Linked DNA regions of Mus musculus: region 2 is linked to region 1. Evidence: chromatin contacts called from ENCODE POLR2A ChIA-PET data. All regions are on one chromosome and are shown on one strand. Each heading gives the region's core, a stretch centred on a gene start or an enhancer-like site at or near the end of the contact. The rest is flanking DNA. Distances are from core to core; before and after follow the strand shown. Region 1 holds the start of Gdf15 (growth differentiation factor 15). Region 2 holds the start of Ell (elongation factor RNA polymerase II).

Region 1 (2,709 bases), core at 17-2,516:
GACCGCACAGGGCTCCCCGTGTGGGAGTGGGCAGCTGCTCGGCCCACTCCCGAGCTCCATATCTACGAAGCCATCTGCATCCCAAGAGACTTTGGGCCGTCCCCAGCCTCAGTTTCCCCACCTGTGACCCATGATGGTCCTGTCTCAACCTCTCATCTCACGCAGCAAGACAGCTGTATCCTGATCCTTGGCCTTTGCTCTGCAGCGCAGAGAGGCTGAGAAACTTGTCCAAGGTCACATGGGACCGCGGGATAGTCCCTCAATTTGTAGCGTGCACCCCCGGCCCCCGCTGTACCCCTACCCTGACGATGTAGACCACAGCAGCCTTTCACAGAAAGAGAAACTGAGGCTCAATGGCTGGCCTGGGACCAGAAGACTGCAGTATTATCCTCTGGGATATGATTCGGAGATCAGCAGCTCGCCCAGGGCAGAGAATCCAACTCTGAGACTTAAATTTGGGGGAAAACGGTCAGAGATGAACATAATCCCAGAACCCCACTCTCACCGGCCAGGTGGCCACCATGCTGTGCCTCCTCACAGAGTGCAGATACCTCAAAACTGCCCACAGCTGCGATCCCAAGGGCGGTGCCACCTCTCTCCACATTGATCTTTAAGAGTCACCCCCGTAGGCAAAGGGTCCTGGAGCAAACAGGTAGTTCTGGGCAGTGCATCAGGGGTGGGGCTTGGATCTGAGGAGGAGTGGTCTGGAATCAGTTTGGGGAGGGTTCTGGGGGTCATCCTGGTCTTGGACAAAGGAGATGGCGGGTGAAGACTTACCATGCACCTACCTTGTCTTCACAGGGGGACATGGAGTAACCCTAGTCAGTCATTAACCTGGAGTGACCCCACAGGTCAGAGGCCACCCAGCAGTATGTAAATACTGGGAGGGACCCCAGCAGGAGCCCTTGATGACACCTGGTGCCCCTCCTTGCTCACTCCTGTCTTCCCCAGAGGCCCTAACTACAGCCACTACCCTTTCAGGGCCCAGGCTGACCGTGGATGGGGCTCCTGGCACCTTCATCCTCCTCCTCCATCTTCTATCTGAGCCTGAGACGAACTGCCCACCCCCTCCAGCCACCTGCCGCCTCCTGTTTGGAAGGAGGCCCGCAGCAGATTTCCTCTTCCCTCCATTCCCAAGAGGAACCCCTGGTCTGGGGATACTGAGGCAGGCACAGGGCAGGGCACGTGTGAGCATCCAGTCATCCTGAAAGGTAAATCTGGTTCCTGAAGCGACAACTGTTCGTACAGGGTTTTGAAGGATTGGTAGGAGTCCCACAGAGGACACCGAAGAGGTGCAGTCCCTGATTTGTCCTTATGTCCCAGCCCATTTGGGCACGGCTGTAATGTCTACTCCTGGGACACTGAGGCATAGGGGTGACTTGCCTGAACTTGCCTTTTCTAGGTTTTCCTTGGCTTCACCTTTGATGGGGGTGGAGGGAGGAGGGAGGGAGAGAGGAGGAAAGAGAGAGGGAGAGAGTCCTGGTCCCAAGAGGAAGGAAGAAGCCACTTGAACTTCAGTCTGGACTCCATCACATGTTCTGTGGGGACGATCAGCCCTCACTCAGGTCCCAGCCCGGCGGTTTCCCTCCCTCCCACCCCCTCCCCCTGCGGAGCCCTGGGATTCCCGCCCGAATTAGCCTGGTCACCCGAGTTGGCATCGCACACGGGGGCGGAGCGGACAGAGTCCAGTGGGTATAAAGGCAGCTGCAGAGGGCTTAACTCAAAGACACACTCAGGACACAAGCGACATGGCCCCGCCCGCGCTCCAGGCCCAGCCTCCAGGCGGCTCTCAACTGAGGTTCCTGCTGTTCCTGCTGCTGTTGCTGCTGCTGCTGTCATGGCCATCGCAGGGGGACGCCCTGGCAATGCCTGAACAGCGACCCTCCGGCCCTGAGTCCCAACTCAACGCCGACGAGCTACGGGGTCGCTTCCAGGACCTGCTGAGCCGGCTGCATGCCAACCAGAGCCGAGAGGACTCGAACTCAGAACCAAGTCCTGACCCAGCTGTCCGGATACTCAGTCCAGAGGGTGAGTAGCAACCAGGGACCCACTTCAGGAACACCCTCTCCAAGCTCCAACCAACACACTCAAGTCCACGAGCCCAGCCCAGCTTCCGAGACTCAGTTTCCCCTGCTGTGACCTCTGGAGCTGCCAGCAGCGGGCTCAGCCAGAGTAGGACGGATGACCGTCCCTAGACCGGAGCTGGACAAATGATGTCCAGAGAGGTCAAGGTCGCTCCTGGAGATGCACAGCACTCGAGTTGGGGAGGACATGGGGGAAGGTTAGAGGGTCCTGGAGGGAAGAGGGAGGGACAGGAGCCAGGTTGGGAGCCAAACGGAAAGAACCTGCGGGAACTGGATCGGAAATCTGACGCAATCGCTTGTAAAGAGACTGCTACAGTAACAAGTGACAGTCGCTTGGATGGGAGGGAGGAGGATCCAGGGGACTGGACTCAGCTCTGGGACCCAGCAGGGCTGAGGGCGGGCCCAGGCTGATTTGGGTCACGCCCCCTTACAAATCCGCTAGGGTTGTGTGAATCCAAGCGAACTGTAGCTCTCCCTAAAGATCTGCAAAGCTACACTTGGATGTGGTGGCGCATGTCTGCCATCCTAACTACTCCGGGGGTTGAAGCAGAATTGCCTTGAGTTCAAGGCCAGCTGGGACTACAGAGTGAGAACCTCCCCAAATTTTATTTGTAGCCCAGGTCGA
Region 2 (2,700 bases), core at 51-2,550, 92 kb after region 1:
GCCCTGGTTCTCCAGGACTAGTCAGAATGGCCCAAGGGGAAAGACTACAGGTTGGAATTCTAACCAGGAAGAGTGGCTGGGCTGGTCACTCAGTGGCTGCCACCCAAATCCTCACCACCTCTTCCTTCTCACCTGCAGGGGCACTTTCTGCCCCTTTTGACAAGGGAAGAAGGACTTTTTCCAAAGAGATTCAACCTGTTCTAGGAAGGAAAAAACTAAAACCCGGGCACGGGCAGGAAGTGGCTCAAAGAAGTGAAGGGAAGACATGCAGGAAGAGGTAGGCTCCCCAGATCACTGAATGGGGAATAAATTCCTGGCTTGGCCAATGGTGCAGCACATGTCCTGGGCAGGAAGAAAACCACATTCTTTCCTAGTTACTCTCTGTTCACTCGACCGCGTCAACACCCCCCGAGCCAGCACAGGCAAACACACATCCCAGACACAGACTCAACACCCCAGTCACTTTAGTAAGATGAACCCTCAAGCCACTTCCCCTGGGGTCCTGCAACTTCTGTCTCAGTGGATGGATGCAGGGTGATACCGTGGCTTGGGTGGGGCATCAAGGTGTGACCCAGAGTGAGGCACAGGAAAGAGGGACACAGCCAGGATCCCTAACCCCACTCCCAAGCCAGGAGGCAGTACCAAAAAGCCTGGAATTTCTCCCAGATGAAGAGTGGAAAATGGAGAGACCAAGTGTGGTGGCTACAGTTGCCTCCTGCTGAGTGCCCAGGGGAGGAAGCCCCCATGGCTAACACAACCACCTCCGTCGGTGAGAAAAACACAACAGCCTTGTCCAAAATATCCAGGGAAACAGGGTTACAAGAGTGGCAGGATCTGGGGCCAGGCAGTAAGTTTCTGTCAAACTACCCCTTCTATGAGTGGATCCAAACACACCTGTCATCCCAGCACTTAAGAACCTAAGGCAGGAGGATGGCCGTCAGTTCAGGGACAACCTGAGCTACATAGAAAGGACCTATTTTTAAAAAAAGAGACAAGAGTAGAGCCAACCTGAAGGATGTCACTGGGGCTGGTCAAGGTATCGCCAGGTGTGGACGCGCGGCCTTGTCCCCCACAGGTCCCCGCAAGTGTCTCCCCACGGCGCAGCCTACCCGCCAGGACGCCGCAAAGCTCACCTGGTGGGCCCGGTAGCTTTCAAAAGCCTTCAAAGCACTGTCGGTGAGCTTCACGTGGAACACCGACACCCTGCTGCCGTCGCTCACGCGCCCACACGACAACCCGTAACTCCTAGCCTCCTTCAGCGCCGCCATCTTGCAACCATCACTCCCCCGCCCCCCTCCTCAGCGACTGCGCCCGCACGCCGGCCTGACCCGCCCCGCCCCGCCGCGCCGCCCGCCGACGTGCTGCATTATTCATGAGGCCAGCATAGCCACGCCCCACTCCGGGCGCGCGTGCCTTCTTTGACAGAGCTGAGGAACATTTTGCCTCGGGCCCGCACAGATGGCCACGCCCCCAAGCACTTACAGGCCCGCTCTCGGGACCGGAGACTGTGAGTCTTGCTGTATTATTCAAGAAGAGAGGTTAGCCACGCCTTCCCGCGCGCTCCAAACCCGCCTTCAAAAACTAACCACAGCGCAACTGGCCACTCCCTAAGGGTCTCGCGAGGCCAGTCATAGCCTTAAAACAGCTCTTCAGAGCTCTCTAAGAAACTTCCCTCCCTTGCAAACAACTCCCATGCGCGTGCGCCAGTTCACAGACAGGCTCCTCCTACCTGACGACTCCTCCTGCATTATTCATGAGACGAAGGCAGCCTCGACCCCAAGACTGCAGGAAACCCATCCTCATCCCAAACCCAGCAAAGCCCTCTCAGCCTCGCGACCTGTCGCGTGAGTGTGTTATTTATGAGAAACTGGCCGTGATCTCCGACGTGTTGGTAGACTGCCAGGCCGCGACGACGAACACGTTTGTTCGCAGTTGCCAGCCAGATCTAGATGGTCACTCATATGCAGCGAGCCCACCCCGCCCCCAGTGAAAAAAAAATCACCTTAAAGAAACATATTTAGCCACGCCTACACGCGTTGAAGCCCGCCTCCTCTACCAGCCCTATGCCACGCCCCCAAACGCCCATGGAACCCTGCGTCACCGAGGAACTGCTCCCCAAGCGCTCCGCGTTTGGCCACGCCCCCAAACTCCCGTAAAGCCCGCCTACCGACTTGCTGTATTATTCATGAAGCAGGCGTGGCCACTCCCCCACCCCGTGCTTGCTGATTTTCCCAGACCACCGCTTGCCCGCCAAACGCCCAACTGATACGCCCCCCGCAGTCGCAGGGTCTGCCCTACTTCAGTTCATGCACTGGGCTACATAGTCAGACCCCAAGCTCCCGAGGCCCTCCCCAGAAGCCTCAGCCGCTGGGCAAGCTGAGTTATTCAGGAGTTGCCGCTGCCGCGTTTCAAAAACCAATTTTCAAGGGTTTCCCACCCAACTGACTTAAGATCCCTGACCGCTTGACCGACGTGGCCTATTCCCCACCCGCTCATAAGTATAAGAGCTGACGGTTCCATCTTTCCAAGCTCCTAACCTCGCCGCTACATGTGTTACTCATGAACCCTTAACACTTGAACTTGGGCCTTTCAGCTTGATATTTATGCTTTTTTTCCGCGTTCCTTGGGTGGAGTCTAGGCACAGCTCTCCAGAGGGTCAAGTGCCAGGCCTGCTCGCACCAGGACGGAGTGGGCGTCTGT

What was found. ChIA-PET counts read pairs that join two places held with the same protein, here RNA polymerase II (POLR2A).
Region 2: POLR2A ChIA-PET joins it to region 1 with 17 read pairs in Patski. The contact joins the promoter of Ell here to the promoter of Gdf15 in region 1. POLR2A ChIA-PET finds 5 or more read pairs at or near these places in 3 of 5 experiments (Patski and embryonic stem cell).

What each region holds. Positions count from the first base shown.
Region 1 is chr8:70,630,652-70,633,360 of GRCm38, reverse strand. It overlaps Gdf15 (growth differentiation factor 15), which reads left to right and starts at 1,266. Exons shown (of 2, transcript NM_011819.3): 1 at 1,266-2,028. The coding sequence starts at 1,749. It overlaps Gm34154 (a long non-coding RNA gene), which reads right to left and starts at 798. Exons shown (of 2, transcript XR_870495.2): 1 at 506-798.
Region 2 is chr8:70,538,275-70,540,974 of GRCm38, reverse strand. Ell (elongation factor RNA polymerase II) reads right to left here and starts at 1,300. Exons shown (of 12, transcript NM_007924.2): 1 at 1,134-1,300. The coding sequence starts at 1,268. It overlaps Gm51534 (a long non-coding RNA gene), which reads left to right and starts at 1,446. Exons shown (of 2, transcript XR_003947400.1): 1 at 1,446-1,507.